2 separate regions of the Homo sapiens genome follow, and region 1 is linked to region 2. A link is a loop called in an ENCODE intact Hi-C map of the cell type or tissue named here. Cell type or tissue: Calu3. All regions are shown on one strand. Links, peaks and the distances in the headings refer to the core of each region. The heading gives the core; the rest is flanking DNA.

Region 1 (2,902 bases), core at 199-2,698, 180 kb before region 2:
TTTCCTCTGCCACGGCTGCTCCTAATGGTGACCATTAGATGGTAGCTGGTGTACTGCCACCTCCTCCCCGGGCCTGGTACGGGCCGGGGCTCACGCCTTCCTGCTGTAAGTGCTGGTGGAACTGATTGATTGATGTGCCTCTTCCCCAAGTGCCTCCCCGGCTTCTTAGTGGGGGCAGAAGGAGGAAGGCAGGAAATGTTGGCCAATTCCCTTGGGACCTGGGTTTTAGCTCCTTGAGAGCTTTCTAGAGCCTGGTTTACAGGAAGGAGCGAGGCTGGGATTTGGGATGACGTGAAAGGGGCAGGGAAGCCCTAAGGATAAAGACAGGAGTGTTGATGGTTGAATGGGACCCACAGTAACTCCTAACCATGACCATGGCCTGGGACTGGGACGTCAGTCTGCTGCCCAGTGGGGACAGGATGGCTGCAGCCAGAGGGTGATCTGGGCCCTTCTCCACTTCCTCCCTTGCCCATCTCCCTCTCCCCTTTCTCTCTCCTCCTGAGCAGACCTCACCACTGCATGTCTGCCCTCTCTCATTCTCTTCCCCGCTTCCGGGATCCCTCCAGCTAGACAAACCCAGGGCAGGGAGTGAGGCCAGAAAGACAGGGATACACCCATACTGAGGGCCAGCCAGGCGCCAGGGCTTCAGGCCTCTGCCCCGGGCGTGGTATGTGGGCCACTCCTGGCCGGGGCATCTGCTCTTAGAATGTCCCACAGGCCTGACTCTGGGGTCTCCTCTGGCCCTTCTGGGCCCTGCTGGTGCTGTAATCACTCACCTGCTGACACCCTTCCTAAAGCCAAGAGGGCTGTCTCTTGATGCCACCTGGCTGAGGCTGGGGCACTGCCTGGCTTTGGAGGAGAAGGCAGGAGCTGGGAAACGGACACATGTTGTGTTTCCAGAGACCAGGTGTTCCCAAAGGTCGCCTGGCCTTTTCTTATGGGGCTCTTTCAGTGATCTAAGGGGGCCTTGGGAGGGACTGCGCTGTGTGAGAATGGGGGACTGGAGGAGCCGGGCAGAGCTTTAGATGGGGGGACCCTAGTGCAGCGGGAGAGCAGGAGGCGTCCCAGAGGCCTGTTGGGAGAGACTCCTGGAAGTTTTGTCACCGGGAAGTGCCTCTTCCCTGCAGCTGTGATCCTCACCGCCCTCTAGCCCAGTGCCTCCCTGTCTGTCACCCCTTCAGCCTGGGAACCCAAGGCCACAGGAAGCCGGGCTGCCTCGCAAAAGGATGACCCGGCTCTCCACTGCCCGGCAGGGGGTGCCCCACGGCATCTGCCCCCCATCCTTTTAGGTGTGGGGCAATGTGGTCAGGACCTGGTCCAGGCCTTCTGGCCACGGGTGGGGGAGGGGCAGCCTAGCGTCCCCACCCCCAGAGGTTCCTTGGCTGAGTTTGTTTGCCAGGGTGACCTGTTTAATCATCTCATTTTCTGGTGGCCGTTTATTCCTCGTTTCCACGGTTACGGCCCCATTAAGGGGAGAAGCAATAAGGCGGTGAGTCAAACAGGTAATAAAAACATGCAGAGCCCCTGTGCACCAAGAGAGGGTGGCGGGGAGGGGCGCAGTGAGCTGAGACGGCCTGGGGGGAAGCCCAGGTGACACCCTACCCGCCTTGTCTTCCAGAGGCCCGAGTGTCCCCAAGACCCAGTCCTCGGCTTAGAACTGTCCCCAGCCCTTGGTCCCCTGGGCAACAGGCTGTCCCAGGTAAAACAGGAAGGAGAAAGGTGAGAGGGGGCGTGATACAAGCCCCCCCAGGGCTGCCCCATAGTTGGTGTGTGACCTGTTTCCAGGCCCCACCTCGTGCTCCCTTGGTAGGGGCGGGGGATGATTTCTGACATTGGTTTGAGCTCTAGAATTTTTTTTCTGCCAACTTTATCAGAAAGCATATTTGTGGTGAGTGCTGCTAACAGGGCCAGTCCAGTGAGTAAATATTCCTGGTGTGGACGGCCCTGTGACCTTGAGAGGGAAGAGTACAGTGGTTCGGCCAAGGGCATGTAAGGAGAGGAGAGGACGGCCAGGCGCCCACAGGCCCCCGTGCTGGGTGGGGGGCCCTTCCTGGGAAGGGGTCAGGTGGGGGCCACGGGGTCAGGTTGGCCCCAGTAGCCTCTTCCCAGCAGCATGGTCTACCTCAGGCCCCAGTGACACCAGCTGGAGCTGGTTTGTGTGACTTGCTGGCTGGGGGACAGGCCAGCAGCTGCCCCTGTGGGCTCCCTTCCTCTGGTAAATGGAAGCTGAAATGAAAGTCAGCCTCTTTCCGGCTCCTCTGAGTCCAGGGGCACGTGCCTCTCTCCCAGCGTCCCCTCCCTGTCCTTCCCAGGAGCTTCCTGGGTATCCCCAGCCCCTCTGCCCTGCCCTCGAGGTTTTTGAAGAAGCAGAGGCAGTGGGCTGACTGGAGTGGACAGGGGGAGGCTGGGGTCTTCCTGTTGCCAGGAAGGGTGGGGCTCAGGCAGGCGTGGCAATTGCAGGCCATGCGGGGCCAGCTTCGTGCCCGGGGGCTGAGGATCAGTGGCTCAGAGAGAAAACAGCGGAGGCCACTCTGAGGGCTCCCGGGTTGGGGAGGAGCCTCCCTTCTCTCCAGTGCCATGCTCCCTGACAAACTCACCCAGGTCTGTGTCTCTGATTATTAATTTCAAAGTTGATTTCTGATGAGAGAGAGAGGGAGGAAGGTGTGAGAAATGGGGGAACCCTTTGGCTGGGAAATGCGTCTTGGGAATGGGCCTAGATGAGTGAATATTCTGATCAAACAATTAAAAATAGAACACGCTACCGAGGCCCCAGCTGCCGAGGTTTTTCAGCAACTGTCACCAGCGGGTTCATGGGGCAGGTGGCACTGGAAAGGAGTTTTTCCATAAACGGCAAATATCAGAGATGACAGTGTGCCCCCCACTTCCCTCCCAGTTCTCCCCA
Region 2 (2,902 bases), core at 239-2,738:
TCCGTCTCAAAAAAAAAAAGGAGGCATGCCTTTGTCTTTCAGGAATGCCACTCTCTGCAGTGGAGCTGGATGGAAACTCCCACCCTTCCCCAGTACCCTGGGATCTTCAGATGAAAGCCTGAAAGAATGCAAAGCCACAAGAAAGTGGCCCTAGGTCACCCGCTCCTCCCTCAGTGGAGTCAAGGCTGAGAATTCTTAGCTAATCCTAAATAAACCTCACATGGCTGAAATGTCACGGCCAATTTGCTTCCCCGTGTGGACTGCAACCATCTGGTTCTGCCTGCAACCAGCCTTTCTCCTCCTGGGCACCTGCCTCAGCCACACAGCTGGAAGATCTGGCAGGCAGGAGCATTCAGAGGGCACAGTAGGAGGTGCACTTCTGGGGGGGAGGGAGCTGGGACTCACTCTGACAAGGCACAAGTTGCCCATATGTCAGTCTTGGGCCCCCAATCTAAAAATCTGGCACATCCAAGGCCGGGCGCGGCAGCTCACGCCTGTAACCCCAGCACTTTGGGAGGCCGAGGTCAGGAGATCGAGACCATCCTGGCTAACACAGTGAAACCCCGTCTCTACTAAAAATACAAAAAAATTAGCAGGGCATGGTGGCGGGCGCCTGTAGTCCCAGCTACTCGGGAGGCTGAGGCAGGAGAATGGCATGAATCCGGGAGGCGGAGCTTGCAGACAGCCGAGATCGCACCACTGTACTCCAGCCTGGGTGACAGAGCGAGACTCCGTCTCAAAAAAAAAACAAAAACAAAAAACAAAAAAATGGCACATCTGCAATGTTCCCCTTCATGTGTTTCTGAAATAAGTCATTTAGAATTGAAGAGAAACCTCTGTAAGACTAGTTTGGATAGGGGGAGGGAGTGGGGTTGGGGGGAAATGCTGACAGGAAGAACAGGTAATCAACCATATGACAGTGGTATTCCCAACAGAATTAAAGACACGTGCCCATGGGGGAAAGTTTCAAAACCTCTAAACATTATTTGAGTGGGTTATCAATGTCTAGCTCTTGGCAACAAGTAAGATCTGACAGAAAGATTTTACTCTCTTAAAGACATCTCTATTCTCTTATCTTCAAAGCAGGTGAACTTTGCTGCCTTAACTCTGACAATGAGGAATTTGTGGATGTTGATAGAAACACAGATAAAGGATTTACCTGAGGGGGCAGAGAAAGTAGAAATAAAAGATCCTGGATATTGTATTTTCTTTACTTATGCGGATTCCAGTGACTCCCTGGAGACCTGCAGGCACCACTTTAAGAGCTGGAGTCCAGAGCAAATTGCTCAATTGTCCAACCTTCTCCCCGCCAGCAAGAGACAGAACAACAAGCGGCTGCTGCCCCCTAGAAGCTACCAGGGGCATAGCACCTTGCTATATAGACATCACATGAAAAGATCCTATTATCTCCTCTCCATCCCATAACCTGTCATTAGTGAGGTACATGGGTGCAGACGCCTCCTCTGAGCACAAGGAGGCACACATCACCTGTGATAAATTAATAGGCGCCTTTTCAACAGCTAAGATGCACACAAAAGACTCCAACCACGGAGAGCACACTAAGGCAGCAGCCTCAGAAAGGAGGTACAGAATCACCAGGCAGCACTGAGCATCGGCTGAAGATACGTTTGTGCAGCGGGCGCCCCGCACGCACGCTAGTGTGCCTGACAGCGCGGTCCACACCGCACCCATACCTGCTCTCCCCGTCTGCACAGGTTCAGCAGCATGGACACCAGCTTTCAATCCCAGTCCTGCCACTTCTTAGCTGTAGGAACTTGAATGCTCTGGGCTCAGTCTCCTCACTGCAAAATGAGTAATTCTCACAAATTTGTTGGAATCAAACAAAGTAACCAAAATAAAGACACCAACAGCGAGACCAAAATAAAGACACCAACAGCGAGGCCAGAATATTACAGAGTAGAAGCCCTCCTGGCCTATGTGATCGGAGCTAGTAATTGTTCGGTTAATCAAAAAATCAGTTAAAGCAGGGAATCAAAAATGGAACCTGCTCCACATACTGAAAACATTTTCTATTAACTGAAAACCTATAAACATTCAGTCACTGCTGATCTTTTGATGTAAAGCCAAGCCCTTTGCTTTGAGTGTGGGCCCACAGACTGAAGTTCCCAGACGTCTTTCTTGCATAAACCCTACCCATAACACAGCCTCCACAATTTCTAAAGCAAAGTAAGAACTTCAAGACATCAGTAAAGCAATCAAAGTACAGAATCCTTCTAGATGTTTATGATCTTCCTCTAATGTTTAACTGTCATCTCGCTCACACCTAATTTGACAGCAATGTTTTTAGCAATTCACATTTAGCAAAGCATTTAACTTAGTTTTCATAAAACTTTCTTTTCACATTTCTTTTTATAGAACACATTATAGCCAGGCGTGGTGGCTCACGCCTGTAATCCCAGAACTTTGGGAGGCCGAGGCGGGCGGATCACCTGAGGTCGCAAGTTCAAGACCAGCCTGACCAACATACAGAAACCTCGTCTCTAAAAATACAAAAAATTAGCCGGGCATGGCGGCGCATGCCTGTAATCCCAGCTACTCAGGAGGCTGAGACAGGAGAATCACTTGAACCTGGGAGGCAGAGGTTGCAGTGAGCAAGATCATGCCATTGCACTCCAGCCTGGGCAGCAACAAGAGCGAAACTCCATCTCAAAAAAACACACAAAAAAAGAACACATTATATTTGCAGAACCCTCTCTTCACACTCTTAGTTCACCTGTTGACATCATGTTTAATACAAGGACACAGGTTTAGGGACAAACTAGCTCCTGGGGTACAGATGAGTGTGGGAGAGACTGGCTGAGGACCTGCCTTGTTCAGAGCACCAAGAGCCTGGTGAGTACGTTCCATGGGACCCAAACAGCAAGTTGGTCAGACAGGGATG

What was found. Peaks named below come from ENCODE experiments on the same cell type or tissue, not always from the same donor. Only the 100,000 strongest peaks of a DNase experiment are listed, where the experiment ranks them.
Region 1: a loop joins it to region 2, with 13 times the contacts of the local background. A loop is called at or near these places in 28 of 110 quality-filtered maps.

The regions. Positions count from the first base shown.
Region 1 is chr1:10,685,254-10,688,155 of GRCh38, reverse strand. The region is part of intron 4 of CASZ1 (castor zinc finger 1); the gene reads left to right. Among named protein-coding and RNA genes, the nearest start is that of CASZ1, 110 kb to the left of the region's middle. RefSeq lists enhancers at 834-1,434, 1,435-2,034 and a silencer at 1,530-1,824. In Calu3, for the core only: no CTCF peak of the experiment used is centred there; a DNase peak (open chromatin) is centred at 1,465.
Region 2 is chr1:10,506,061-10,508,962 of GRCh38, reverse strand. The region is part of intron 2 of PEX14 (peroxisomal biogenesis factor 14); the gene reads right to left. Among named protein-coding and RNA genes, the nearest start is that of PEX14, 33 kb to the right of the region's middle. RefSeq lists enhancers at 1-295, 1,470-1,529, 1,560-1,619. In Calu3, for the core only: a CTCF peak has its summit at 1,342; a DNase peak (open chromatin) is centred at 1,322.